Regions from separate parts of the Homo sapiens genome. Here regions 1 and 2 are each linked to region 3. A link is a loop called in an ENCODE intact Hi-C map of the cell type or tissue named here. Cell type or tissue: dorsolateral prefrontal cortex. All regions are shown on one strand. Each heading gives the region's core, and the rest is flanking DNA. Links, peaks and the distances in the headings are about the cores only. Region 1 overlaps CISD3 (CDGSH iron sulfur domain 3). Region 2 overlaps SRCIN1 (SRC kinase signaling inhibitor 1). Region 3 overlaps ARHGAP23 (Rho GTPase activating protein 23).

Region 1 (8,213 bases), core at 1-8,000, 240 kb before region 3:
TGCGCTACCTGGAGACCAACAAATACTGCCCCATGTGTGACGTGCAGGTCCATAAAACCCGGCCGCTGCTGAGCATCAGGTGGGCTTGGCACGGCACCTCCTGTCCCCGCGATCCTCTGGGTCAGCCTCCCCCATCCCTCCCACGCTCCGTGCTTCCTTCAGCCAAGGCGGCAGGTGTAGGAGAAGCATGGGGTGTGGACCTGGGCTACTCCCCGACCTTGGGGTTACATTTGGCTCATCACAGGGTGAGGCATACTAGAGGGGCAAAGACCAGACCCACAGGGATCCTAATGCCTGGGCACCGGTCTCAGGAAGGGGGTGGGAAGAGGGGTACCCTGGCTGGGAGAGCAGGGCGAGGTCGGAGCGCTCTGGAGAAGGCATTGCTGATAAGCCCTGTCCATTTTTCCCCAGGTCTGACAAAACACTTCAAGACATTGTCTACAAATTGGTCCCTGGGCTTTTTAAAGGTATCTGCACTCCATTCCTCCTCCACTGACCCCATTTCCCAACCCATGGCCCTGTCCTCATCCTGCTGCCTTCTTCCAGATGAGATGAAACGGCGGCGGGATTTCTATGCAGCGTACCCCCTGACGGAGGGTGAGTGTGCTCGCGTCTGTTTGTGTGTGCACAGTCTTGCCTGGGACCATGTAGGTGTGTAGCGCTACCCCTCACCCTCTGACCTCCTCCGCGCACACCTCTCCAGAAGGTGGCTGGGCTCACCTGGCTGAGTTCATGATCTCTGGGTCCTTGGCGGGCTCCCTTCCTACATCCTCCGCCAACCCGAGAGCTCTTTCCTTCTGCAGTCCCCAACGGCTCCAATGAGGACCGCGGCGAGGTCTTGGAGCAGGAGAAGGGGGCTCTGAGTGATGATGAGATTGTCAGCCTCTCCATCGAATTCTACGAAGGTGCCAGGCAAGTCTGGCCCAGGCTGGCCCCTTCTGGGTTCCTAGTCTGGGTAACCCCTTCTCCCACCCAGGACCCTCTCTGGATGTGTCCATTGAGGGATCATCCTCCTGGGTCTCCTGGTTCTTCCTGGGTCTTCCTAGCTTCATTCTTTCTCCGTCCCCAGGGACCGGGACGAGAAGAAGGGCCCCCTGGAGAATGGGGATGGGGACAAAGAGAAAGTGAGTGCTGGGGCCTGCCCAGGACTGGAATGTGGGCTGGGAGGGAGTGGCCTGGGGTGGATCCCCTACCATGGGTGCCTGTGCCCCAGCAGACAGGGGTGCGCTTCCTGCGATGCCCAGCAGCCATGACCGTCATGCATCTTGCCAAGTTTCTCCGCAACAAGATGGATGTGCCCAGCAAGTACAAGGTGGGTCCCTGGGCCTTTCAAAAAATGAGTGTCTGTGTATGGGTGTGTCAGACAGTCTGTGCAGCCCAGCCATTGGTCAGAGCTGGCTAGGTGTCACCCAGGGCTTGCGCGGTTAACTGAGCCCATGCGTTAACAGAAGGGTGGTTGAAACCAAGATTGGGGGCAGTCTAGGGGTGTTGAAGTCAGTGTGCAGTGGTGCATGGGACCAAGACGGTGTGTATGTGTGCATGTTGCACACTCGGAACTGTGGCAGAGGTGAGTGCAAAAAACGCAGGGCCTCCTCAGGCTGGTTGGCTGTGGGAAGGCTAGTCTGAAATTCCAACGGAGCTCCAGGACATAGCTTTTCAAGCTTGAATGTATATGTGTCCCCTGGAGATCTTGTTAAAATGCAGATTCTGATTTATTTAGTAGATTCCATATTTCCTTTTTTTTTTTTTTTTTTGAGATGGAGTCTTGCTCTGTCACCAGGCTAGAGTGCAGTGGAGCGATCTCGGCTCACTGCAACCTCCGCCTACCGGATTCAAGCGATTCTCCTGCCTCAGCCTCCCGAGTAGCTGGGATTACAGGCGCCTGCCACCACACCTGGCTAATTTTTGTAGTTTTAGTAGAGACAGGGTTTCACCATGTTGGCCAGGCTGGTCTTAAACTCCTGACCTCGTGATCCACCCCACCTTGGCCTCCCAAAGTGCTGGGATTACAGGCATGAGCCACGGCACCCGGCCAGATTCCATATTTCTAACAAGCTCCTAGGTACTGAAGGTCCATGGATCACACTCTAGGACAGTGGATCCTAAACTGTTGCCTGTTAAATCTCATGAGTTAACTCACATCTTACCAGTTAAGTCAGAATTTCTGGGGGTAAGATGCAGGCATTGATTTTTTGTTTTTGCTTTTTTTGTTTCCCCTTTGTCACGCAGGCTGGAGTGCAGTGGCATCATCTTGGCTCACTGCAATCTCCACCTCCTGGTTTAAAGTGATTCTTGTGCCTCAGCCTCCCAAGTAGCTGGGACTACAGGTACATGCCACCACACGTGGCTAATTTTTGTACTTTCAGTATAGACAGGGTTTCACCATGTTGGCCAGGCTGGTCTCCAACTCCTGGCCTCAAGTGACCCACCCGCTTCAGCCTCCCAAAGCTCTGGGATTACAGGTGTGAGCCACCGCACCTAGCCAGGCATTGGTGGGTTTTTGGTTTTTTGTTTGTTTGTTTGTTTTTTGAGACAGAGTCTTGCTCTTGTTGCCCAGGCTGGAGTGCAATGGCAGGATCTTGGCTCACCGCAACCTCTGCTGACCCCCCGGGCTCAAGCGATTCTCCCACCTTAGCCTCCCGAGTAGCTGGGATACAGGCATGTGGCACCACACCCGGCTAATTCTGTTTTTTTAGTAGAGACGGGGTTTCTCCATGTTGGTTTGGCTGGTCTTGAATTCTCGGCCTCCCAAAGCTCTGGGATTATAGGCTTGAGCCACCGCACTTGGCCTAGGCATTGGTGTTTGTTTTTTGTTTTGTTTTGTTTTTTTTGAGACGGAGTCTCGCTCTGTCGCCCAGGCTGGAGTTCAGGGGCACTATCTCCGCTCACTGCAAGCTCCGCCTCCCGGGTTCACGCCATTCTCCTGCCTCAGCCTCCCGAGTAGCTGGGACTACAGACACCCGCCACCACGCCCAGCTAATTTTTTGTATTTTTAGTAGAGACGGGGTTTCACCACGTTAGCCAGGATGGTCTCGATCTCCTGACCTTGTGATCCGCCCGCCTTGGCCTCCCAAAGTGCTGGGATTACAGGCATGAGCCACCGCACCCGGCCACATTGGTGTTTTTTAAAGCTCCCTGGGTGATTCCATTTTGCAGCTGGGGGTGAGAGCCAGAGTTCCAGGAGATCCCCCTGAGCCTTTTCAGCTCCTCTGGGCGACCTGCCAGAGATAGGAGACCCAGACAGCTGTGTGCATGGTGGGACCAGAGGCTGCTAACAATAGGGGAAACTTCTCTGGAACCCTTCCTGCCTGGTGGTCAGGAGTTATGTTGGAACAACTCTGACAGGGAAGTCAAATCCACAGTGAAATCCCAGAGAAATAAGGGACCATCTGTAAATCCACCCTTCCCATTGCCCCGCCTCCCAGTCCCCCACATTCCCAGCCTGGAGCCCCGAGCTGGCCAGGGTCATGGTGTCCTCCGCTTCCCTCCCCCAGGTGGAGGTTCTGTACGAGGACGAGCCACTGAAGGAATACTACACCCTCATGGACATCGCCTACATCTACCCCTGGCGGCGGGTGAGCCAGCGAGTGGGGCGGGCAGGGAGCAGACTCCCACAGGGTCTGGCATAGGTCTGTGGCCACATGGGCCACCCTTCTGTAATCAGAGACAGTCTGTCCCTTATCCCATGAGCTGCATGTCCAGGGTGGCTTGCTACAGCAGGTCAGCCTCTGGGCCATCTCTTGCGGATGACTTTCCGCTCAGGAGACAAGGCTCCCTGGGCAGACGGTGTCCCCAGATTTGGGGGCAGAAATAGGTGCTGGCAGCTGCCGTGTGTTTGCCTCCCTCTCTCCCGTCTCCTCTCTGACGGAGTCTCTGCTCTTAGACCTTTTCCCTCTCTGGGTCTTCATGCACCCTGTATCCTTGTCTCTCTCCTCTCCAAGGCCCCATCCCATCCCTTTTTTCGAGTTTGGACACTGTGGGGTGGAGATGGTGGCCCTTTAGTTGGACTCTGTCTCCTGATACCTTCCCCTTCCCTGTGTCTCTCCTCCCCACTCTCCCCGCAGAACGGGCCTCTCCCCCTCAAGTACCGTGTCCAGCCAGCCTGCAAGCGGCTCACCCTAGCCACGGTGCCCACCCCCTCCGAGGGCACCAACACCAGCGGGGCGTCCGAGTGTGAGTCAGTCAGCGACAAGGCTCCCAGCCCTGCCACCCTGCCAGCCACCTCCTCCTCCCTGCCCAGCCCAGCCACCCCATCCCATGGCTCTCCCAGTTCCCATGGGCCTCCAGCCACCCACCCTACCTCCCCCACTCCCCCTTCGACAGCCAGTGGGGCCACCACAGCTGCCAACGGGGGTAGCTTGAACTGCCTGCAGACACCATCCTCCACCAGCAGGGGGCGCAAGATGACTGTCAACGGCGCTCCCGTGCCCCCCTTAACTTGAGGCCAGGGACCCTCTCCCTTCTTCCAGCCAAGCCTCTCCACTCCTTCCACTTTTTCTGGGCCCTTTTTTCCACCTCTTCTACTTTCCCCAGCTCTTCCCACCTTGGGGGTGGGGGGCGGGTTTTATAAATAAATATATATATATATGTACATAGGAAAAACCAAATATACATACTTATTTTCTATGGACCAACCAGATTAATTTAAATGCCACAGGAAACAAACTTTATGTGTGTGTGTATGTGTGGAAAATGGTGTTCATTTTTTTTGGGGGGGGTCTTGTGTAATTTGCTGTTTTTGGGGGTGCCTGGAGATGAACTGGATGGGCCACTGGAGTCTCAATAAAGCTCTGCACCATCCTCGCTGTTTCCCAAGGCAGGTGGTGTGTTGGGGGCCCCTTCAGACCCAAAGCTTTAGGCATGATTCCAACTGGCTGCATATAGGAGTCAGTTAGAATCGTTTCTTTCTCTCCCCGTTTCTCTCCCCATCTTGGCTGCTGTCCTGCCTCTGACCAGTGGCCGCCCCCCACGTTGTTGAATGTCCAGAAATTGCTAAGAACAGTGCCTTTTACAAATGCAGTTTATCCCTGGTTCTGAGGAGCAAGTGCAGGGTGGAGGTGGCACCTGCATCACCTCCTCCTCTTGCAGTGGAAACTTTGTGCAAAGAATAGATAGTTCTGCCTCTTTTTTTTTTTTTCCTGTGTGTGTGGCCTTTGCATCATTTATCTTGTGGAAAAGAAGATTCAGGCCCTGAGAGGTCTCAGCTCTTGGAGGAGGGCTAAGGCTTTAGCATTGTGAAGCGCTGCACCCCCACCAACCTTACCCTCACCGGGGAACCCTCACTAGCAGGACTGGTGGTGGAGTCTCACCTGGGGCCTAGAGTGGAAGTGGGGGTGGGTTAACCTCACACAAGCACAGATCCCAGACTTTGCCAGAGGCAAACAGCCTTCCAATTGCCCCTCCACCCCCAGCTGAGGCCCGGTCACCTGGTCAGGACAGAGCAACTGCATCTAAAAGCACAAGAAGACAGAAACCTGTAAGCTCTGACCCCACCCCCACCCCTTGAGAGGTCAGCGGACCACCTCCTTAGGGACAGACCCTGGCAGGTCGCTGCCCACCGAGATTTCCTCAAGTGTGCATAGATCTGAGAGGAGTCGGGAGTCGAGACTCGAGATTCCATCATAGCGTAGGTGTGTGGGGTTGGGAGCCCCCTGATGGGCTTGTCTGTGTTTGCACCTTGTCCTGTGTCTGAGGTCCTGTGACTGTACCCTCCTTTGCCCTGGGACATCTGTATCTCTTGGCTTTGTAATAAATGCTGCATACTTTCTGGAGCCTGTAGTTCTTTGGGGTGGAGGGAAGAAGGGAAGGGTGCCTCTCATCTCTGGGTTTAGCCTGGCTTGGGGACCCCATACAGAATGAATCTGAACTGCCCTCTCCTGTGGCTGGTCAGGTGCCCCCAGCCCACAGAGAGGTTAAAATCTGGAGCAGGAGGCAGCACGTGGGCCTCATAGCAGTGACTGCAGGACTACCAGTCTGGTTGGGCAGGCTTGTTTTTGCCATCTTCCCCATCAGCAAACATTGAACCAGGGCCCACTCCCGCCTGCCCCAGACTGGAGACTTTTAGGTTATAAGGAATAATTCTTCCTTCATGAGCCAGCAGTGGGTACCAGAGTCTCTTGGGCTCAGCACCTGTTTCCTTTCCCACAGAAGGGGGTGCCTGTCAGAGGCCTGGAGCCAAGGCCACCTGTGGCTGGACAGCAGCAGCCCCCTCAGAGTGGGGAGCCCACTTCTGCCTTCTGCACGCGCTCACTCCTGTGGGTGCCATCGCAGTACGGGGGCCTCTGAGTGGCCTTGCAGGTACAGAGTGCCACCATGCGGGTCTCTTGGGCCTTGAACTTGAGTGGAGATAGGCCAGTGCGTTGGAAGAAGTGGGAGCCGTCACAGAAGGGCTGGTGGGGGAAAGACAGGAGTCAAAGACCTGACCCCACCTGCTGGGGCAGGGCAGGGCAGGCTGCAGGAGCTCAGGGGGAGTGGAGCACAGTGGTTAGGGTACAGGCTCCAGAGCAAGACTGCCAAGGCTCACTGAGTGACCTCTCTTATCTGTAATGTGGGGGTGATAAGAGTAGAGTTGTATGAGGAAATAAAATATGATCGTGATGCACTTTGCCTATAGTAAGTGTCTGGTAAGTATTTACAGAGTCTTTATAGCATTAGTCTCTGGGACACCCAGAGGGCCAGGACACTAATAGAGTGTGAGTGTGTGTGTGTGTGTGTGTGTGTGTGTGTCTCTGAGTCTCCACTGGATCATGAAATTCATTTACTTCCCATGTTCCTGGGTTAAAACTTCTTTGGGCTGGAGAGTACACTGTGGTAGCAATTTTGTTTGGCTCCAGGGAATAACTGGGCACGTGACAGGGAGTGAAGGTTACAAGGAGGAGGGGATGCCCCATAGCAAACTGGCTGGCTGGCACAGAAGTGTACTCCCCATCCCAGAAGCCGCTCAAGCAGAGACTGGGTAATGGAAACAGGCCCAGAAAGGTGACATGCCTTGCTAGCTGAAGGCAGAGCTGGTGCCAAGGCCTTTTTTTTTGACAGGGTCTCACTCTGTTGCCCAGGCTGGAGTGCAGTGATGCAAACACGGCTCACTGTAGCCTCAACCTCCTGGGGTCAAGCGGTCCTCCTTCCTCAGCCTCCAGTATGGCTGGGAACACAGGCCTGCCTCCATGCTAGTCTTTGGTGGGGGTAGAGGCATTTGTAGAAGCGGGGTCTCAACTTTGTTGCCCAGACTGTTCTTGAACTCCTGGACTCAAAAGAGCCTCCTGCCTTGGCCTCGCAAAGTGCTGGGATTACAGGTGAGCCACCTCGCCTGGCTGAACCAAGGCCTCTTGACATTGGAGTTAGGGTGGGATGGAAAGGAGATGAGAGAAGCGTGCAAATAGAAACCAGCAACTTGTCTTAGAGGGCTTGAGGTGCATGGACCTAAGTGGGACTCAAGGACCCTGGGCTGCTGACACCATGCCACATAGCTTGAAGGAATACCAGTCAGAGCTCTGCTCAGGAAGGAAAGGGGCCAGGGAGGCAAACAATATGGGCAGGTTCCTGCTGGGACGAAAGGCTCCTGGGCAGAAGGGGAAGCAAGTGGGGCAGGCAGTGAAGCTGAGAAGACAGCAAACTGTGGCAAGCGGCCAGGAAGTCCCATAAACTGAGAAGGAAGAGTTTTCTGGAAGAAGAGTAGAGAGGGGCACAGGGGAAGGCTGGGAGGCTTTGGAGGCAGGAGAGCCTGAGCAGAATCTCTTCCCAATGTGTCTATGGCCATACCACCCTGAATGCGCCCAATCTCATCTGATCTCGGAAGCTAAGCAGGGTCAGGCCTGGTTAGTACTTGGATGGAAGACCGCCAGGAAATACCAGGTGCTGTAGGCTTTTGGGGTTCAAGGCCTGGGAATCTGTGGCCCAGGCGCTTCCTGGAAGGAGACAGGGAAGGGCCAGGTGAGCTTCGCCATGCAGTGCACCTCTGAGAAACAAACAGCTCCAGAAGAGCCCACTGGAAGCCTGGCCACACCAGGCTGGCTGCGTGACTGAGTTTCTGTCTCTCTGGCTTCATTGCAAGGGGTAGATGCAGTGAGCTTAAGGTTGCTGGTGGCACTGGCCTTTTGTTCCCAAGCCCCCTTGGTGTCCCTCAGGTATGTGTGGGAAGAATAAGATCATCCTGGGTGGGAACTCACTGGAGACACCAGGCTGTTCCTAGCCAGAGGTATCAGTAGGAAGGCAGA
Region 2 (10,308 bases), core at 886-8,885, 92 kb before region 3:
GAGGCAGGAGAATTGCTTGAACCCGGGAGGAGGGGTTTGCAGTGAACTGAGATTGTGCCACTGCACTCCAGCCTGGGCGACAGAGCAGGACTGTCTCAAGAAAAAGAGTGGTTATCATTTCATGGCTGGTCCATATTTCCCACAGCTTCCAGAAAGCCCGATGCTGGGTTTAACCCTCGTCACTCAAGATGGATGTGTGGATTGGAGAAGGGAGGGTGGGAGTCTTTGTGTCTTTCGCAGAAGGGGAGACAGTTTATTTTTCCTTGCCTTGAAGCCTGTGCTCCACATTCCCAGATGCTGCTCTGATGGGAGAGCTCAGGTTAGACAACAAAGAGAACTTCCACAAGATGCCCCTGCTATCTGACCAGGCCCTGGCTTCCAAAGACTGCCTGACCCAGAGGCCAAGCCGACTTGCCAAGTCTCCTGCCTTTTCCAAACTGTGAACTCCGGGCTGCCCTCGCCCCATCCTCCAGAGTCTCTCGGGATACTAACAGGGTGTCCCTAGGGAGAGAGAATCATGGGCTGCAGATTCGGCTGTTTGTTCTTAGCTAGCTTGCAGGGTGGCAGAGAAATTAACCCATGAGGTGAGAGCTAAGCCTTGGGTCCCAGCAGCCCTGTCCTTCCCCATCAGCAGAGCTGGAAGCTGGGCAGAGGCTCTCCGGCCCCCTCGCCCTGGTGGAGGCGCTGAGCACCTACAGAGGTGGAATGAGGGCTGGAGGCAACCAGGTCCCAGAGGAGGGTCTCACTCATGAACATCGCCCCATTGGCTAAGCATTGGTCAGAGTAGGTGGCCTTGAGGTTACTGGGCTGACTCCTGTATTTTAAGACATTGTGTAAACACCTCAGCAAGGGAGCCCCGAACCTGGCAAAGTGGAAAAGGAGCTGAAGATGTCGCCTCCATGAGGGACTCAGGATGGGCAAGTCCCCACTGTCTTTCACCCCAAGCTGGAGATGCATCCACCTGGCGCTTTAGCGAGCCCCAGATGCCCTGCATGAGCTGCGTGGACTGGCATGACATTCTCCCTGTCTGCGTGGCATCTAAGGTGGCAGAGTGGGGCACCCTGGTGGGCCCAGGTATGTAGACCCCTGCATGTAGACTGTCATGAATACGTGTGGGTGTTCAAGAGTGGTTATCATGGCTGGGCACGGTGGCTCACGCCTGTAAGCCCAGCACTTTGGGAGGCCGAGGCAGGTGGATCACCTGAGGTCAGGTGGAGAGTGCTGGTGAGGCAGGCTGTGACTGGGCCCATGTCAGTGAGCAAGTACTGGGCAGCCAGGCGCATGCCGAGGTGCACAGGTTTGACGTAGAAGCATGAGTGAGCAGATGTGTGTGCCTGGGCGACTGAGTGTGTGCTGGGAACCCGGAGGAATCCTGCTGGTTCTAGCGGCCGAGGGAGCTGTCTGAGTGCTACTAGGTCATAGGGCTGGGACAAGGCCTCCTAGGGAGAGCCTGTCCCCATGAAAGGTGGTGTCTCTGAGGAGGATATCAAGGGCATCTTGGCAAGGCTGGGTCTCCTGCCCAATATTGATGAGCCCGTTGATGAGTACTTGGTGTTGAAAATGCTTCCCTGTGGGGAGGCAGGATGGTGGGTGGGGCTTCCACCACTCACTTCCAACAGATTGGAGTCTCTTCCCCTGGAAACAATATGCTTCCCCCTGGGCACGCTTTCAGCCTGAGGCAGCTGCAGGGAGGGAGGAAAGATCCCTTTCACACACAGAGGGGCGCAGCACTCAGGCTGGAGTGCCCCCTGGGGAGAAGACGCCCTGGCAGCCTCCTCAGAGTGATGGCAGAGCTGAGGACAGGCACCGGCCTTCCTCCCTTCCCACCCTCCAGTGTTCCCTCCTCCCCTCCCGCTCGGCCTGTGTTCCCCTCGGCTGCCTCTCCAAGGAGATGTGGAGCTGACAGGACACCTTCCCTGGGCGCGTGAGCAGTGGAGCTGCCACACAGGAGTTAGCTGGTTAACATAGTGCCGCGTGGGCACATGCCAGGGCTGTTCTCAGCATTTCCAGCTCCAGCTTCAGACTGGGGGTGACATGCTGCCCTCCATATCTCTGCCCCCTTCCTTCCCAGGGAAGCCAATTAGCCAGATCTTCATTAGAAGCCAAAAATCACAACCCCACAGTCCTGGGTCTGATACAACTCTGACAGTGGGTGGAAGGAAATCGGGCTCCGGGGTAGATCAGAAGAAACTGACTCTGCTCACCCAGGCTCTGCAGTCTGCATGCCTGTTGCCTGTTGCCTGTTGCCTGTTATTAGCTTCTGCTTCTTCTTCTTCTTCCTTTTTTTTTTTTTTGTTAAAGCAAATGAGAGGACTGAAGCTCTGAGCATCCCCTGACCTACTCAAGGTCACATAACTAGTCAGTGGATGCAGTGGTTTTTGGTAATGTCACAGATTTGCCTGCTGTGTGTGAAAGAGGAGGGGCAGGGGGAAGAAAGAGGGTTGTATATCTGGAATTCTGGGCACGGGGCTGATTTGCACATTTTGCAAGGATGGGGAGTCTTGTCTGAATGTGCAGTTCGGATGCCCTGCGGGGACCCTGATTTCTGTGTGGTGAGCATCCCCCTGGGCTGGGGGCATCACTGGGCCATGGACCCCAGCTTTTCTCCCTGTCGGCCGGGCTGCTGCGGTGTTTCTGCCTTGCTGCTGATCCTTCCTAAGGAGGTTGTTAGTCTGTGTCCTCCTGGGGCCCGTGGCCTAGAGAGGGGCTCCCCAGGCAGCTGCTTTCTGGGAAGTGGCATCGTGGAATGGAAAAATCCTTGTCCCTGAGGGCCAGGACCCCTGGGTTCCACTTTGGGCTCTGCCTTCAGCTCCTGCAGATTGGGTCAGGCTTGTACTCTGGGTGTTGGTTTCCTGCCTAGGAAAGGCATCTGGCTGGAGAGAGAGCACTGTGGTTTCCCGACACAGGACGGGTAAGGAGGGGGCCACCTCTTCCCGAGAGCTGAGAGCTGAGGGGAGGCCCCACCTCACCACCAGAGTCTGAGAGCTGCTGTGCTGTGTGGCCTGGGGCCCTGGGGGAGAGACAGCTGCAAGCAGAAGGAAGCAAGGACTCAATAGCCATGCAGAGCCAGTGCAGTTGGTGGAGGTGGCACCGAGGCCAAGCCTGGGATCTTTGAGAGTCCCCAGGACCCCACCCCACTCCTGATGTGGTGGGTGGGCCTCCTCACCCCACCCAATTCTGCCCTTCTGGGTGGAATGGCCCTTCTGCCATAAGGGAGGCCCCAGTCTGAGGGAGGAGGTGAGGGTCCTGCCCTGGGAGTGCCCAGGTCTGTGCAAGTGGACACAGTCAGCCTGGGATGGGCGAGGAGGAAGAGCTGGGCTGGGGAAGCATCTGATGCCCGCCCCCCTCCCCGGGTGCCCACCCGCAGGGAGCTTGACCCCCTCAAATCTGCTCTCCCCATGGAAAGCCCCAGCAGCTCCACCAGTAGCAGCCAGGGCCCAGGCCCCCAGCCTCACCGCTCCTCCTAGGCAGGTGTCAGTGCCTTCCCCCAGCCTCGAAGAGGTCCTTTAATTAGATTCTGACTCGTTTACCAACTAAGTGGCCTTCAGTGGGTTTTAAATCTGCACAAATTGGTTTGTGTTTTTCTGCCTACACAAAGCTGTGACTGGCAGTGCCCTGCACCCTCCCTAGCTGCCCTTTGCATCACCTCTGCTCCCAGCTCCCTCCAGGGCTCCATCATCCCCCATCCCATTGGATGCCCAGCTTCTGTGGAGCTTGGGAAGGGGGTGGCAGTATTCCCTGGGCAGGGGGATGGAAGAGACCACAGGGTCATAGGCCACAGTCCTAGTCCCCCTTCTTACCCCCACCCCTGGGGAAGGGAGTCCATGTGGTGACTCAGATTAGATCACTCGACCTCCCTGAGCCTCAGTTTCCCTTGCTGTATGATGAGGAGAATCAGCCTGCTCCAGACCCTTCTCCATGGTGGCTTTATAGATCAGGGCTGGGAGGTGGAGGAGGGGACAACAGGTGTATCACCTGCCAAGAACCACCTGACACCTCTTGCCTTGTCCATCTCCCCCCGCCCCCATCCACTACAGTGCCCAGGGAGTGGGCAGGGCCCACGCTGGGGGGATGGCCTCGATCCTCCCTGGCCTCGACCCTCTTCTCTGTCCTCCTTGTCACCCTTGGTGGGGAGGGGAGCTGGCATTCCTTGAAGACAACTTGCCTGGCCTTGCCCCATGTCCCTAGTGCCCTGCCCTAGTCACCAGGAGTCTTTATTTTCTAGCCATCTCCTCCATGCCTTCAACTCAGCTCCTTCTCCTCCCAGGCCCTGTCTCAGGCCTTCTGTCCAGTGGGCTCCCTTCCCACTTCCTCTCTGTCTTCCCTCCTAGTCCAGGCAGACTCTCCTGAAGTGGAGCCTGACATTCAGGGGGTGGGGCTGGGCTGGCAGGGAGTGGGGATCACCGTGGGGAGGTGCAGAGTTTCTGGCCCCCGCTCTGTGCCAGGAGCTAGGCAGGAGCCCCCTGTCTCCAATCCTCAGTCCAGCTGCCTCCTTCCCCCCATCGCCCTTCCCCCATCACACGCCCTCATCTCCGAGGCTTTAGTTGGAGTGACAGGGAGACTCAACAGGGCGCTGGGTATTAGCAATTTGGGGGGATATTACACAGGAATGTTTACAGAAAGGCAATTGCCCGGAAAATGACTTTGGTTGCTGTGGTATGGGGCGGAAAAGATGGTTTTAGAAAACAGACACAGATGGGCTTCTGATCCAAGGACCCACAGCCAGCCAGCAGAAACTGAGGAGTATGGGCACACAAGGAAGGCAGAGCCAGGGGCACCCAGGGACAGGGAGGCCGATTCCTTCACTAGCAGGGGAAGCAAAGGATCCCCTCTCCTAATTCGGGTTCCCAGAGCCTCTGCCTAGTTTGATACATATCTGGTCCCGGTTGACCTTTGTCCTCTGGCCTCCAACCTCCAAGCACACCGTGTGCTTCCCGACTGCAGCAGGCACCCAGCAGGATGGAGTCATCATGCACAATCGAAGGTGGCAGTGCCTCGGGGCTCCTCCTGGCTGACTTGGGCTCCTGTAGCATTGGCTGCAGAGGAGGGACTGGGGGAGCCTCATGCTGTGTGTTTGTGTGTGTGTGTGGGTGTGGCCTAAGGCAGGCAGGTCCTCCACCCTTCCAGCTGTCTCCATGCTCCTCTCCTGCTGCCCTGCCTAGCCCCATGTCCTGTGGGCTTGTGAGTTGGTGTCTTCACCCTGAGTGCCTCCTGCCCTCGCTTCCTGCCAGGGCTATAACCCAGCTCCTACCCCTGCCCAGGCAGTGGGTCGGGGCACACATGTGACAGCCTCTCAGGTCCCCAAGGGAGGGGTTTTGTCCAGCCTCCTTATCTCCACAGAGAGGGTTACAGGGACCTGATTTCCAGATCTTGAGTTTGGGGCTGGGGAGGACTCACATCAGGGGCCCCAGAGAGTTCTCTTCTCCCTTTCCTGAGCTGGTGGCTTCGTTCTTCCTCTACTTTGTCCATTTGCCTCTCTCCTTCCTTCTCCCTCCCTCTCCTCTCCTCTCCCCGTTCTCCTCCTTTGCAGATGACATCATGTGTGAATGTTGCCCAGGGGCAGCCAGAGGACAGAGTAGAGGGTTACATCCGGGGTAAAGATGCCAGTTGGGGACCGGCTTGGTGGCTTATGAGATGGTGTCACTAAGATGTTGGGATCTTAATTCTCATAATCAGTTACAGTGATCTCATGTAAAAGAATGTGGTGGAGGATAAAAATAAATGAGGCTGATAAATAAACGTAGAATTTGGAATTGTTCGGACAAATGACAACGTCACTCTTCCCAAGCACCTGTGCCGTCCTCCTAGCCGGCCACTGGGGGGCGCCCGCCACTTCCCGGCCACCCCAGCCTCAGGCCACTTTCACCTTCCGCGTTTCCCAGGCGGGGCAGGCTGAGCTGAGGGTGGCAGAACCCGCCTTCCTCACCCTGCCCTTCCCCTCATTCGGATTCTGGATTTCGCCAGTTCTTGGCATCTTCCCTGTGGCTTGAATCTCGGACTCAAAAAATATAGTCAGCCTTGCACACTGAGGTTCCTTGGAGAAAAGAGAAGCCCTGAGCCCCCTCCCTTATGTCTCTGGTTTCCCCAACCCCATCCCTGGGTTGGGGGGAACCTTCAGGCCCAACGCCCCTCCACCAGGGTATCCTAGCTTTGCTTCCCTTCCCCCAGAGTTCCCTGCCTCCGTCTCTCTCTATCGCAATGCCCCTATCCCTCTCCCAGCAGAACCCAGCCATGCTTAAGACCCCAGCCCGGGTCTCTCATGCCCTCCCTGCCTGGAACAGGACGCATTGATCTGTGCAGGGCTGGCAGGTGCCTGGATCCGCTTGCTAGATTGGAATCGATCCCTGTGTCTTTTCCCTGGGCTGCTCAGGTCCGAGGGGGGTCAGGGCCACTCCGAGGACTTGCTGATGGCTGGAACAGGCGTAGGGGTAACAGGGAGGTCAGGCTGCTACAAGCCCATCGCTGCTCAGGAATGTCTTTCATTGAAAGCAACCTACTTTGGCCTGGCGCGGTGGCTCACGCCTGTAATCCCAGCACTTTGGGAGGCCGAGGCGGGCGGATCACCTGAGGTCAGGCGTTGGAGACCAGCCTGGCCAACATGGTGAAACTCCGTCTCTACTAAAAATACAAAAATTAGCTGGGCATGGTTGTGGGCTCCTGTAATCCCAGCTACTCAGAAGGCTGAAGCAGGAGAATTGCTTGAGCCCGGGTGGCAGAGGTTGCAGTGAGCCGAGATCGCACCATTGCACTCCAGCCTGGGCCATAGAGTGAAACTCTGTCTCAAAAAAAAAAAAAAAAAAAAAACAGAAAATGAAAAAAAGAAAACAACCTACTTTCTCTACCATTGTCTTGCCAGCCTCTCACTTAGTGCCCAAAGGCAGAGTTTAGACGTTAACATCCCCATTTTACAAATTAGGTTCTTAGGCTCAGAGAGGGAAGATATTTGTTGACTGAATGAGTAAGTAAATTAATGAGGCTGGGTGTGTGTGGTGGCTCATGCCTGTAATCCTAGCACTTTGGGAGGCTGAGGTGGGTGGATCGCTTGAGCTCAGGAGGTGGAGACCAGCCTGGGCCACATGGCAAAACCCCATCTCTACAAAACAAAACAGACCACCAAAATAAGCTGGGCATGGTGGCACGTGCCTGTGGTCCCAGCTACTCAAGAGACTGAGGCTGGAGGCTAGCTTGAGCCCAGGTTGAGGCTGCACTGAGCCATAATCGCGCCACTGCACTCCAGCCTGGGCAACAGAGTGAGACCTTGTCTCAAAAAATAAATAAATGGCTAGCCTGGGGTCTCAGAAAAGTTGCTAAGACACCCAGGGTGTCTCTGGCCTGGGTTTTTCTCTCCCAGTGTTCTGATTTCAAGTGCCTGGCCTGCTGAAGGAGTTAAAATCATGCCTGAATCTTCAGAGCCCCCCCAGGAGGCTGGTCACTGGCTTCCCTCTCCTAAGGACAGGATGCTCCCCCACCCTCAACCAGAAGCCCAGGTTCATCCTCCCAGCTCAGCTGGGGCCCTGCAGAAAGAAGTTAAATCTGTACAAAGTAGGAAGCCAGGACAGCTAGGCTACCCAGGCGTTCCCTTCTCCCCGAGCCTCAGCTTACTTTTTTGTTATATAAAAGCCAAGGATCTCAAAGGTTCTTAAACAGATTCTAAAGCTTTTCACATCAAAGCTCCTCCTTGCCACCGCCCCTCAGAGAGAGCAGATCATCTCTCCTGCCCCCTCCCCTCTCTCTGCCACCCCTTAGTATCTAGCTCCTGCCCGCCTCACCCCAATAGCCCCAATGCCAGAGCACCTGAGGGCTGAGCGACGGCCTGGAGGAGGCAGTGAGGGGTAGTCCCTGCTTCCCTGTCTGTGCAGGCTGCTCAGCAGCCCCTCCCCACTGCCAACTGTGAGATTTGTGGGACTGCAGTCATATAGTGCAGTTGTGAGCTCCATGCCCTACCCTCTGCCTGCTCCAGCAGCTGGGAGCTGGGACCTCTCCCTGCCATAATCTGCCTGGGAGAACTGGGTGACCTGGGGACCCTCCCACTCCACAGTCACCACTCATCTCAGGCTGGTACACTGTTTGCTCCACCCCAGACACACTGAGATCCCCCAGGAGGTAGGGAAGGAGGTGCTGGCATGAGGAGGGGGTAAGAGAGGGGATGAGGAGCTCTTTTGGCTCCAGGAAGGAAGCAGCTGGGAGATGATAATTGGAGACCTGTCCCAATGTTGTCCTGAGCCCTAGGAGGGCAGAGGAGCCTGGATCTCTGGCATAAGGGGCAGGGGTCCTTCTGGCTCAGGCAGGACTAGGCCTGAACTGTGGAGCTGGATTCCAGCAGCAAGGCCACGGCAGAATCCACAAGGCCTGGGCAAAGGAAAGGCTCTTGGCCTCAGAGGGTCCCCTCCTTCTCACTTGTACCCAATGGGCTGCAGACCTCTGGCTGGTGGTGAGGGTGAGTGGAGGAGGAGGAAGGTCAGGGGTTATGGGAGGCAACCCTCTGACTTTGGTTGGAGCTATTTCTCCAGCGCCCAGGGAACCCCCAGCCTTCTCATGGAGGCATTATTCAGGCCACTCTCCTTTAGCCACACTTCTGGCCACTGTGGGTTGCCACAAGTACCTCAAAGACAGGGACTGGGCCCTCAGGAAGATGGCCCCAGTGTTCCCAGTCTCACTCAGTCAGGGTCTATTTCACGAATTACCATCATATCAGGAAACCTTTTGTACTGTACTAATGCAATATACGTTTTTGTTAGCTCACTTTGAACTTTAAATTTACTTAAAAGGAAACTTTATTTCACTACCATCCCAAGGAACTATATCCATGAAATCACTGGTTTGACCTTCTAATTGGGGCTTTTTCTAATCCTTATGAAAATAAAGGTATTTAAAAAAAAAAAAAAAGACCTGGGTGTGGTGGCTCACACTTTTTTTTTTCTTTTTTCTTTTTTCTTTTTTTTTTTTTGAGACAGAGTTTCACACTGTCTCCCAGGCTGGAGTGCAGTGGCGTAATCTCCGTTCACTGCAACCTCTGCCTCCCGGGTTCAAGCATTTCTCCTGCCTCAGCCTCCCAAGGAGCTGAGATTACAGGTGCCCACTATCACTCCCGGCTAATTTTTTGTATTTTTAGTAGAGATGGGGTTTCACTATGTTGGTCAGGCTGGTCTCGAACTCCTGACCTCGTGATCCACCTGCCTCGGCCTCCCAAAGTGCTGGGATTACAGGTATGAGTCATCGTGCCTGGTCCGCGGCTCACACTTTTAATCTCAGCACTTTGGGAGGCCAAAGTGGGAGAATCACTTGAGCCTAGGAGGTTGAGACCAGCCTGGGCAACATAGCAAGACCCCATCTCTAAAAAAAGGAAGAAATTCACTGGGTGTGGTGGCAGGCACCTGTAATTCCAGCTACTTGGGAGGCTGAAGTGGGAGGAACTCTTGAGCCCAGGAGCTTGAGGCTGCAGTGAGCTATGATCACACCATTATACTCCAAGCTGAGTGCCAGAGCAAGACCCTGTCCCCCCAGAAAAAGAAAAAAAGAGGAAGGAAGAGAAGACATAAAATAATGTTCTTCCCAAAGTCATCTCTCATGTATTTGGACCTTATTTTGGGGAGCACAACAGAGGATGGTGACCATGGTGAGAGGGACCACCCAAGACCCAGGGCCATGGTTGGGGATAGCAGCAGGTCAGTGAGGAAGTCCACACATGCCATGTGGTGCTGTCAATGTTCACTCAAGAAACAGTCATCGTGGAGAGTGTGGTGGCACAAACGTAATAAATATTGAGATCAAATCAGGCCTCTTCCATTCAGTGTTGCTTTAGGCTTGTCAGTGGACTTCTCTGAGTCTCAGTAGCCATTTCTGAAATGGGGACCATGATAACACCCACCTGATGGGGTGTAGGGAAGGAAGCATGCAGCCATGAGGCAGGTGGTCAGGCCCTGGTGAGCTGCGGCTCTCATGCCCATGGGAGCCCTTCTTCCCTTGGTTCGGTGGGAGGTGCTGGGTCCTCGCAGGCTCTGTGCCCCTAATGGACACAACCCAACCATTGCCCAGGGAGGGGTGTGTATGTGTGTATGTGTGTGTGTGTGTGTGTTGGGGGCAGGTGGCTTTTCTTGAAACCTGGCTGAATCTCCTCTTTCCTCTGTGGCTGGGCAGGGGATGGCAGACCTGGCAGCTGTCCATAGACCTCCTGACAGTGGATGCTTGGCGGGAGGAGGCTTGTAGCAAACCTGGCTGGTTTCCAGCGTTTCCAGCCGCGTCCCCTGTTGCCCTGGGCTGCCCTTGGAGGAGCCCTATGAGTCAGGCCACACGGGGGCGGGAGTGCAT
Region 3 (10,308 bases), core at 901-8,900:
TTTCGACTGGGGATTCCTGAAGGCAAGCTTTGTGCTTCTCTATCAGACTAGGGGCTCCTGAGGAGAGGGTCTGTGTTTCCTCCACCAGACTTGAGGGAAGCCTCAAGGACAGACACCTTCCCCGGCTTAAGTCCCGCTGCCTGCCCCACCCCCAAGGACTGGGGCTCACCCCAGACCAGCCCCCATGCCAGCCCAGCCCGCGGCATCACTTACTCTCTCTCCCTTGTCCTCTTCGTCACTGAAGAACCAGTCTGACTGCAGAGAAGACAAAAGGAAGGGATGAAATCAGCATGGGAAAGAAGAGTCTCTTCCACCTGCTCATTCCAGAGGACCCGCTCAGGCGGCAAGGGGCGCCTCTCTCTCAACAAACCCCAGGCTGGCGGGGCTGCAAAAGAGGGCTCAGAGGGAGCTTGACGGACCCTAAAACCTGACTCCACAGACTATGAAAAACCCTGGGGGAGAGAAAAGGTGGGACCCCAGTGTGGGAGGAGACACGGCAGGGAGTGGGAGCATTCACCTCAGACAGGAGATAGGCTTAGGGAGAGCTTCGCTTTTACTTGCTTTTCTCTAAACACTGTCCTGGGCACACCCCTGTGGTATACTCCCCACAGCGAGCCGGGGGGCAGGGAGGCACCAGTGCCGTTAGTGTTGGCCAGGTCCATGGCTGTGACAGCCGAGTGTGCCCCACGCCACCTGCCACCCATGGGTGCCACACTGACAACAGGGGTGTCACGTACTCAGCCCAGAAAAGGAAATGACAGGAGAAAGGCGTTGGAGGTTTCCTGAGGGGCAGGAGGCGAGAGCTTTCTCATAAAGGCCAAACAAGAGAGAAAATAAAGACCCCCACAGTTTAATATATTTTGTAAAATTTGAGAATCTTGAAGATAAAATTCTAAGTTTTCTGAAAAAAAAAATCCAGATTGCTTATAAATGAACACGTATCACAGGTACTTGGAACTTTCAGCAGCAAAACACAAGAAGACAAGAAAGTAAGTTTTGACGTGTTGAAGGAACCTAGAATTTTATACCCTGCTAAACTCTCATTTAAATCTGAGTGTAAAATAAAGCTATTCTTTTTTTTTTTTTTCCAACAGAATCTCACTCTGTCACCCAGGCTGGAGTGCAGTGGTGCAATCTTGGCTCACTGCAACCTCTGCCTCCTGTGTTCAAGTGATTCTCTGGCTTCAGCCTCCCAAGTAGCTGGGATTACAGGTGCACGCCATCACGCCTGGATAATTTTTGTATTTTTAGTAGAGATGGGGTTTCGTCATGTTGGCCAGACTGGTCTCAACTCCTGACCTCAAGTGATCCGCCCACCTCCACCTCCCAAAGTGCTGGGATTACAGGCATACCACAGATTGTTTTAATCACCCCTTAAGTGAACCTCCTGCTCTCTGGAGCCACCACACCTGGCCTTGAAATAAAGCTATCCTGAGACATCAGAAAATTTACTACACAAAGACTCTCTTAACTGAATACTTGAGCAAGTAAAGAGATGACCTTCGGCAAGCTCCAAGAAATAACTAAGGCACTTTTGGCTTTTATTGTATTTATGTATTTATTTTTGAGATAGGGTCTCTCGCTGTTATCCAGGTTGGAATGCTGTGGCCTGATCCTAGCTCACTGTACCCTTGAACTCCTGGGCTCAAGAGATTCTCCCACCTCAGCCTCCTGAATAGCTGGGACTACAGGCATGTGCCACCTTGCACAGCTAATTAAAAAAAAAAAAATTGTAGATTTTGGGATTACAAGCATGAGCCACTGCACCCTACCACTTTTGGCTTTTAGATGTGGTGGAAGGAAGACACAGAAACTGATAAGCATTAGAAATTGATAGTGACAGGCCCGGTGCAGTGACTCACATCTGTAATCCCAGCACTTTGGGAGGCTGAGGCGGGCGGATCACCTGAGGTCAGGAGTTTGAGACCAACCTGGCCAATATGGTGAAACCCCATCTCTACTAAAAATATAAAAATTAGCTGGGCATGGTTGTGCGCACCTGTAATCCCAGCTACTCAGGAGGGTGAGGTGGGGGAATTGCTTGAACCCGGGAGGCAGAGGTTGCAGTGAGCTGAGGTCGCACCACTGTACTCCAGCCTGGACAACAAGAGTGAAACTCCATCTCAAAAAAAATAAATGAATAAAAATTAAGGCAATTACCCTTTACCCCCCTCAACACCTATGAAAGAAGAGGAACAGGCAATTTATAATCTCATTATGTAGACTTAAAACACACAAAGAATATTATATATATTTAAGGGTAGCCATGCATTTACAATAAGTGGAAGGTGTCCTGGAAGGACACATATTAGCCTATTAAGAGTGGGCACCTAGGGGAATGAAGAGGGGAAACAAGGGGACTTGCCTGAGCATACGCCATGAGCCTCAGTTATTATCGCTCATGATCTGACATGTGATTAACTCAAACAGCACAGGAAGGCCAGAAGGGAAAGAAGAAAGAGATAGAAGAGAAGACAGCAAAGGAAGATAAGAAAAATGCAAGCTCTGGCCGGGCACAGTGGCTCACACCTATAGTCCCAGCACTTTGGGAGGCTGAGGCAGGTGCATCAGCTGAGGTCAGGAGTTCAAGACCAGCCTGGCCAACAGGGTGAAACCCCAGCTCTACTAAAAATACAAAAATTAGCCCGGCATGGTGGCATGCACCCATAATCCCAGCTACTTGGGGGTGCTGAGGTGGGAGGATCACTTGAGCCCAGGAGCTGGAGGCTGCAGTGAGTGGAGACCGCGCCGTTGCACTCCAGCCTGGGCGACAGAGTGAGACTCTGTCTCAAAAAAAAAAAAAAAAAAAAAGAAAAAGAAAAATGGAAGCTCTGGAGTCAGTCATCTTGGTTCAAGTTCACCTTAGCCAAGTTACTTTCCCTCTGTAAGTCTATTTACTTATCTCTAAAATGGGCATGATGTGAGTACCTCCTTCTAGGCCTGAGGAGGATTGAGATGAAATACTGTATGGAAAACGTCGAGTGCAGCACATTGTTAATGTATAATAGATGTCAGCTACTGCTATTCAAAAGTGTGGCTTCCAGAGACAGGCTGACCAGGGGAAGCCTGAGGATCGGCCCAAAGAAGCCAGCCGTTAATGCAGGTTGGAAGGTGCCCAGAAGTACTCTGCAAGCCACAGCGTCTACAGGAAGCGCCCGGGTGGCCACGGCTCTCAAGAGGAATCCACACTAGTTCCTGCCACCCTGTTTCTGCACGTGCTGTTCTTTCCGCCTGGGATGCCCTTTCTCCCTGCTCTGCCTGGCTAAGTTCTCATCATGGTCCTCTAAGGCAGTTCAAGAACTCCATGACTACGACCCCAGCCCTGCACCCAGGGCCGGGGTGGGTCCTTCTGTGGGGCTTCCTTGGGCATAGCCCAGAGCACAAAGAGACGCAGCTCTTACTTTGATAAACATTATTAAAAGAATAAATGAATGAGAAGCATCATTTTTTTAATGGATTTTTGTGTGTGTGTGTGTGTGTCAGGGTCTCACTCTGTCACCCAGGCTGGAGTGCAGTTTCGCAATCTCGGCTCACTGCAGCCTCCCACCTCAGCCCCCCAAGTAGTTGAGACCACAGACACGCACCACCACACCCGCTGGCAATATTCCTTCTGAGCAGGCTCCCATTCACCTCCGTGTTCCCAGCACGGGGATCTGTCTCTGGCGTGGAATAATGACCACGACGAAGAGGATGACAGTCCGTTCTCACACGACACTTAGGACCTGCCAGGCACCGCCGCGAGTGCTTTAGCAGACATTCACAACGATGTGAGGTAAACAGTATTGTCATCTCTGCTTTACAGGTGTGGAGACTGAGGCACAGCAGGTAAGGAACTTGTCCAAGGCCACACAGCACATAGGAGCAGGCTGGCCCCAGAGCCACTGCCGTCAATCCCCCCACCCCAGTGGGCACTTGGCAATGTCTGGAGACATTTTCGATTGTGACAACTAGAGTGATATTCCCAGCATCCAGCAGGTAGAAGCCAGCGATGCTGCTAAATGTCCTGTAACACACAGAACAGCCTCCCACAAGAAAGACTTATCTGGACCCCAGCGCTCACTAGTGCTGAGGCTGAGAAACATTAGGTATCGCTGCCTTTGCTGAGTGAGTCCCTGAGCAAATGCCCTGGGTGATCTTTGTTTGGGTTCCATTTGACTTCGTAAACATAGGTAGGGGCTCCTGGCAACTTGCCCGCTGCAAGATCAGACACCCAGGTTTGCTCTCCTCTCTGCTCTGCCATTATCTTGCTGCGTGGCCCTGGGCAAGTCGCTGTTCCTCTTTACCCCTCAGTTGCCACGCTCTTTCCGACCTGAAGACTGGTCTGGGTACCCCAAGTGACAGCAGCACTGCCCTGGCTATGGAGCCTCCAGGCTAGACAGAGCTGGCACGCTTGGGTGGGCAGGCTTTCAGGGCTTGCAGAGTGGGTGGCTCATTCCCTCGACAATCATCCAGGGCTGGTTACGTTCAGATGCCAAGGAGGCAGAGAAGGGAAGGACACTAGCTCAGTTAGCTCTCGGGAATGAATCTCTGAGTAGAAAAGCCCAGCCTGGCTGGGCGTGATGGCTCACACCTGTAATCCCAGCACTTTGGGAGGCCGAGATGGGAGGATCGCTTGAGTCCAGGAGTTCAAGACTAGCCCTGGCAACATAGTAAGACCTCATCTCTACAAAAGAATACAAAAATTAGCCAGGTGGTGTGGTGGTGGCATCTCTAGTCCCAGCTACTCAGGAGGCTGAGATGGCAGGATCGCCTGAGCCTGGAAGTGGGCCGTATCTGCCCACTGCACTCCAGTGTGGGCGACAGACTGAGACTCTATCAAAAAAAAAACAAAAAAACAAAAAAAAAGCGAAAAGAGAGAGAGAGAAAGAGAAAGAAAACCCAGCCTGACGTAACCTCAATTAGCAATTTACTCAGTCATTTATACTCCACAAACACTGAGTAGCCACTGTGTGCCAGTAGTGTCAGTGCTAAATGAGACAAACTCCACCTTCTCCACCCTGCCCAGAGCAGGGACTCCCCCTTGGGGCTTTGGCCTCCTTCCTCCCTGAAGGCTGCAGTTCCTGACACCTCAGCTGACCTCAGACCTTGGGCTTCCAGGGACTTCTCCAGGAGCACAGGGCCAGACACCCATTCTTCCCTGCTGCTGCCCCCAAAACACACCCTCACGGGAGGTTCCGGGGCTCCCTGGTGCCCTGGAGAGCTAAGCTTTCCCAAGGCCTCATCAGGATCCCCGACGCTGCAGGGCAGCCCTGGCCTCCCAGACAGCTCTGGAGTGGTGTTCCCAGTGTCCGGATGCAGCAGGCTGTGATCTTCCCTCCTGTGGCTCGGAGCCCTGAGCATGCAGTGAAGGAGGGAGATGGGCAAGCAAGGCTGTTAACATGGCTCAGCTGCTCACCACCTCGCCTCCTTACCCTGGCCCCCTCCCTCCGTCCCAAGCCAGCTCAAGGAGGGACCCAGGAGTCTGGCCTTTGGGTTGATAGCAGGAGGAAAGCACAGGCTTTGGTTAGTCAGATCTGGCTTGAAATCTTGGGCTGCCACTTATTAGCTGTGTGACCATGAGCAAGTTGCTTTGCCTCTCTGAGCCTGTTTCCTCCTCTGTAAAATGGGGGTGATAGGGCCCAGCTTTCCTTCCCTAAAGTGTCTAGGGGGCTTGGGACTGAGGCTTCCCTTCCTCTGACCAGCTGCCAGTCTTATTTCCCCTGGCAGGAGGGGCTCTGTTCTCATCCTTTGTGGGCTGTAACAAGAATTGGAAATGGAAAATCTACGATTCATAATGATATCCGTGTGCACACCAGAAGGCGGCAGTGCTGCCTTAGGGTTGGGCTCTCGAAAACCAAGGCCTTCTGCGCCCTCTGCTGGCCACTCTGGGTTCTCCTCCGCCCATGCACAGTAACAAGAACCTACAGGACCAGGGCTGTTGGCATCCAGGAAGCCATGAGAAGGGAGGTGGCCAGCCCAGTACATGCCAAGCACTGGTGCAGGATCCTGCCTCAGGCCAAGGCCCTGTGCCCTGCCCCATCCACCCCTTGTTACCAGGAACATCACCACTATCTCCCCAAAACCTCAGTGGGGCCAGCAGGGAAAGTCACTAGAGCCGGGGCCTCCTGATATCAGGCCAGACCTTGGCCCCCGTCTGCTCGTGTCTGCCAGGACACCTCTCCAGGGGCCAACTTCTGAAGCTGCCCCTTCCGCCCTCCACCAGTAGCACCTTCCCTGCCCTTCCTCCTCTTCTACCTTTCCCAGGCATCTCGGAAGCTCGGGGGCCTCTTGACTCTCCTGCTGGGGACACAACATCCCAGGGCAGCAGGGATTCCAGGATCCATTCCTGCCTTGCCTTGAAATGCAGCCCATGGCTTTGGAGGAGTATATACCACCCTAGCAGCATGCTCTAAAGCTGCCGAGCCCTTCCTGGGGCACACTCCGCCAGGCGGAGCAAGAGCGAGGGGCTCAGAGGAACATGGCCTGGGCCCCAGGGGCTGCCGGGCGCCCCCCGGAACAGGGGCTTACGTGCTGGATCAGTGTCTCCACGATCTTGTAGCGGTCAGGCATGTGGGTCACCATGTCTGTCATGTTGTCCTCAGACGTCCTCACCAGTGTCGGCCCAAAGACCAGGGCCAGGTTCCGGGGTTCCATCTGGGCAGCAGGGAAAGCAGGTCACTGTCAACATCCTGACCTCAGTCCTCCCTCACTCTGGCACCTGAGGCCTCTGTCCCCAACTACATCCTCACCAGTCCCCAGCTTAGAGGGTGGACACCCCCTTGTATGGGCATGGAGATGCTTGATGAGTAGAGCACAGACCAGATTTCAGCCCCTTTCATCCCCAGGCCCAGCAGCCATGAGCAGTGCCCAACCTGCACACCTATACAAGGCAGCCCTGAGTGGTCAGTGCCAGCAGTGGGAGACCCTGCAGTAGGAAACATGTTGGAGGTCCCAGGGGTTATTTTAGGCCTGGGAAATAATCCGATCACTTCCAGGTGCCTGTAATCCCAGCTACTCGGGAGGCTGAGGCAGGAGCATCGCTTGAACCCGGGAGGCGAAGGTTGCAGTAAGCCGAGATCGTGCCAAGGCACTGCAGCCTGAGCGGCAGAGTGAGACTTCGTCTCAAAACAAACAAACAAACAAACAAAACACAAAAAATCCTATCACTCCCCTCATTTTCCCCACTGCAGAACCAGAAGGCATAAGGGGTTTGATGAGGAAAATGCAATGCGAGGGACTTGAGCTAAGTCGGAGGATGGCAATGCATCGGATACGGGGGGCCGGGGTTCCCTGCCTCTGGAAAGCCCTCAGAAACTCAGGAGATGGCTCTCTGGGGGAAAGCACTGACCAGCATGTAGGAGCGGGGTGGGGACGGAGCAGTCATAGGAGGAGGGCGTGCCTAGAGGGGCCTGAGTTACTGGACCTGCTGGAGCTCAGTGCGTGCTGAGGGCCCTCACACAGTAAGTCCGTGCTTGCCTCCCCCAGACTCCATGCGGGACTCCTACCCACCTTGTTTTTCTCAGAGTGGTCAGCGATGGTCTTGAGATGGCCCACAAGGAATTTGAGCGTTTCATAGTAGTGTCCTGGGAGATCCCGGATCTGAGCAGGAGAGAGGAGGGGCATGGGGACAGGCTGTAAGGGCCTGCCCCTGTCCCCCGTCATCACCATGCCCCAAAGATCTCCCACTACCATGCCTCAGGGAGTCTGGAACCTATCCTCTAACCCCCCGTTCTCTTGTATGGACGGGGAAACTGAGGCCCTGAGTGGAGCGGGGCTTCTCCAAGGCCACAGGGGTCGTGGGCAGCACCGGACTCCCTGCCTCCTGGGACAGAGGTGCTCAGGCAGCTGCCCCACCTCGTGTCTGACAGCACCTCTCTCTCCTTACCAGCTTCCGCAGCGTCCTCATTCGCTCCCGCGCGTCCTCAATGCGGTTGGCCTCGATGAAGTCGTTGTATTTGTCTAGAACACAGCGGAGACTCTTTAGAGAGGTGGGGGCAGCGCCTTCCCCTGTTCTCCCGGCCAAGGGCCCTGCTGGGAGGGCTGTGTTTTGAACTCCTCCAGTTCGGGGGCTCCAGCGTGGGCGACAGCCTCTTGTGTATGTGAACACACCCACCACAGCTGCACTCACCACAGCTGCACTCACCACAGCTACACTCGGGTGTGCACCTGACCTGGGGTAGCCCAGCTGTGTTCATTTGGGAGGCAATACCATCTGAGCTGCATGCTGATCCCAGAAAAGGGGTCCCTGCCCCCGTCTCCAGGACATGGACACCAAGGTTCAGCAGGTCAGAAGAGAAGGGCACCTGGAGAGGAGGAGGGGCTTCAGACAGCCTCCACCAAGGATTACCCCAACTCCCTTCAGAACAAGTCCATGGGGACCTTTAAAAAATGGAACATGATAAGCCTATTCTGAAATTCATCTGGATGAGCTAACGCACAAAGACAGCCAGGAATAGTTTTTAAAGAAAGAGTAACGCGGGAGGATCTGCCCTACCAGGGACTGAAACATCCCGAATGGATGGCACAACTGAAGCCGGCTGGCACGGCAGAAAAGGCAGAGCAATGTTAAGGCTAGAAAGGGGGGAAGCGGGCCATATGGATATTTATTATATGATAAAGGCAGCACTTCCAATCGGGGGGAAGGATGGGGGCCTCAACAGATGTCCCCGGGACAAATGGCTACCATCGGGGGCGGGGGGATCATTTCTAGCTCACAATACACAAATGCAATCACACGGCAGAGCCAACTGTGAAAATTATAAAAGCACTGGGGAAAAAGTAAGAAAATATTTTTATAATCCTAAGGCCATCCTAAACATGAGATGCAGAATCCATGAAGAAAAGATGAACAGCTTTGGTCACATTTTAAACAATTGTTTTCGGCCAGGCACAGTGGCTCACATCTGTAATCCCAGCACTTTGGAAGGCTGAGGCGCATCAGCTGATCACTTGAGATCAGGAGTTCAAGACCAGCCTGGCCAATGTGGCAAAACCTCATCTTTACTAAAAATATAAAAATTAACTGGGCATGGTGGTAGGCGCCTGTAATCCCAGCTACTTGGGAGGCTGAGACAGGAGAATGGCTTGAACCCGGGAGGCGGAGGTTGCAGTGAGCCGAGATCGTAACACTGCACTCCAGCCTGGATGACAGGGTGAGACTCAGTCTCAAGAAAATAAATAAAATTAAATAAAAATAAAATTAAAAATTGTTAGGCAGGGCGCGGTGGCTCACGCCTGTAATCCCAGCACTTTGGGAGGCCAAGGAGGGTGAATCACCTGAGGTCAGGAGTTCAAGACCAGCCTGGCCAACGTGGTGAAACCCCGTCTCTACCAAAAATACAAAAATTAGCTGGGCATGATGGTGGGCACCTGTAATCCCAGCTGTTCGGGAGACTGAGGCAGGAGAATCGCTTGAACCCAGGAGGCAGAGGTTGCAGTGAGCCAAGATCACACCATTGCACTCCAGCTTGGGCGACAAGAGTGAAACTCTGTCTCAAAAAACAAAACAAAACAACAACAACAAAAAATTTGTTTTCAGTTTCTATACTGCAAAGTGAAAGGCAAATGGCAGGCCAAAGCAAATATTTGCAAAAACTAACAAAGGGTTAATAGCTGTAAAACACAAAGAGCTTTTCTCCCGCAAATCAACATAAGAAAAAGATAAACAACGCAACAGAAAAATGGGCACATGGTCTGATCGAGCAATTACAGAGAAAATAGAAACAGCCAATATGCTAATGAAAAAAGATTTAATCTCCCTAGTAATGAGGGCAATGAAAATAAAAACAATAATGAGATACCATTTCCCTTATCTGATTAGCAAAAGTTTAAAATGTTAATAATATTTAATGCTGTCTGGGTGAGGTGGCTCAAGCCTAAAATCCCAGCACTTTGAAAGGCCGAGGCGCGATGATCACTTTAGACCAGGAGTTGAAGACCAGTCTGAGCAATGTAGTGAGACCCTGCCTCTACCAAAAAAAATTTTTTTTTAATTAGCTGGGTGTGGTGGCACAAACCTGTAGTCCCAACTACTCAGGAGGCTGAGATGGGAGGATCACTTGAGCCCAGGAGGTTGAGGCTGCAGTGAGCCATGATTGCGCCACTGCATTCCAGTCTGGGCAACAGAGCAAGATTCTGTGTCAAATAATAGTATTTTTATTTTTATTTTATTGTATTATTTATTTATTTATTTATTTTGAGATGGAGTCTTGCTCTGTCACCCAGGCTGAAGTGCAGTGGTGCGATCTTGGCTCACTGCAACCTCTGCCTCCTGGGATCAAGCAATTCTCCTGTCTCGGCCTCCCTAGCAGCTGGGACTACAGGCACCCG

What was found. A loop is a pair of places that touch in the nucleus more often than their neighbours do. Peaks named below come from ENCODE experiments on the same cell type or tissue, not always from the same donor. Only the 100,000 strongest peaks of a DNase experiment are listed, where the experiment ranks them.
Region 1: it touches region 3 in a loop (3-fold over the local background); 4 of 110 quality-filtered maps call a loop at or near these places.
Region 2: a loop joins it to region 3, with 3 times the contacts of the local background. A loop is called at or near these places in 26 of 110 quality-filtered maps.

What each region holds. Positions count from the first base shown.
Region 1 is chr17:38,731,452-38,739,664 of GRCh38, reverse strand. It overlaps CISD3 (CDGSH iron sulfur domain 3), which reads right to left. Exons shown (of 4, transcript NM_001136498.2): 4 at 4,060-6,389. The coding sequence ends at 6,210. It overlaps PCGF2 (polycomb group ring finger 2), which reads left to right. Exons shown (of 11, transcript NM_007144.3): 4 at 1-79; 5 at 412-467; 6 at 547-597; 7 at 804-912; 8 at 1,070-1,124; 9 at 1,217-1,312; 10 at 3,495-3,575; 11 at 4,065-5,767. The coding sequence ends at 4,442. It also overlaps the pseudogene RNA5SP440. Among named protein-coding and RNA genes, the nearest start is that of CISD3, 5.2 kb to the right of the region's middle. RefSeq lists enhancers at 4,215-4,742, 7,991-8,213. In dorsolateral prefrontal cortex, for the core only: CTCF peaks have their summits at 4,211 and 4,411 (motif pointing right); a DNase peak (open chromatin) is centred at 4,384; H3K4me3 peaks cover 172 bases; H3K27ac peaks cover 1,430 bases.
Region 2 is chr17:38,580,045-38,590,352 of GRCh38, reverse strand. All of the region lies in intron 1 of SRCIN1 (SRC kinase signaling inhibitor 1), which reads left to right. Among named protein-coding and RNA genes, the nearest start is that of SRCIN1, 21 kb to the left of the region's middle. In dorsolateral prefrontal cortex, for the core only: CTCF peaks have their summits at 5,611 and 5,813 (motif pointing right); DNase peaks (open chromatin) are centred at 1,949 and 5,852; H3K4me3 peaks cover 1,319 bases; H3K27ac peaks cover 4,176 bases.
Region 3 is chr17:38,487,732-38,498,039 of GRCh38, reverse strand. It overlaps ARHGAP23 (Rho GTPase activating protein 23), which reads right to left. Exons shown (of 24, transcript NM_001199417.2): 18 at 7,865-7,938; 19 at 7,489-7,578; 20 at 6,508-6,633; 21 at 214-255. Among named protein-coding and RNA genes, the nearest start is that of ARHGAP23, 64 kb to the right of the region's middle. RefSeq lists enhancers at 3,792-4,291, 4,292-4,793. In dorsolateral prefrontal cortex, for the core only: CTCF peaks have their summits at 5,662 and 5,873 (motif pointing left); a DNase peak (open chromatin) is centred at 5,839; H3K27ac peaks cover 3,005 bases.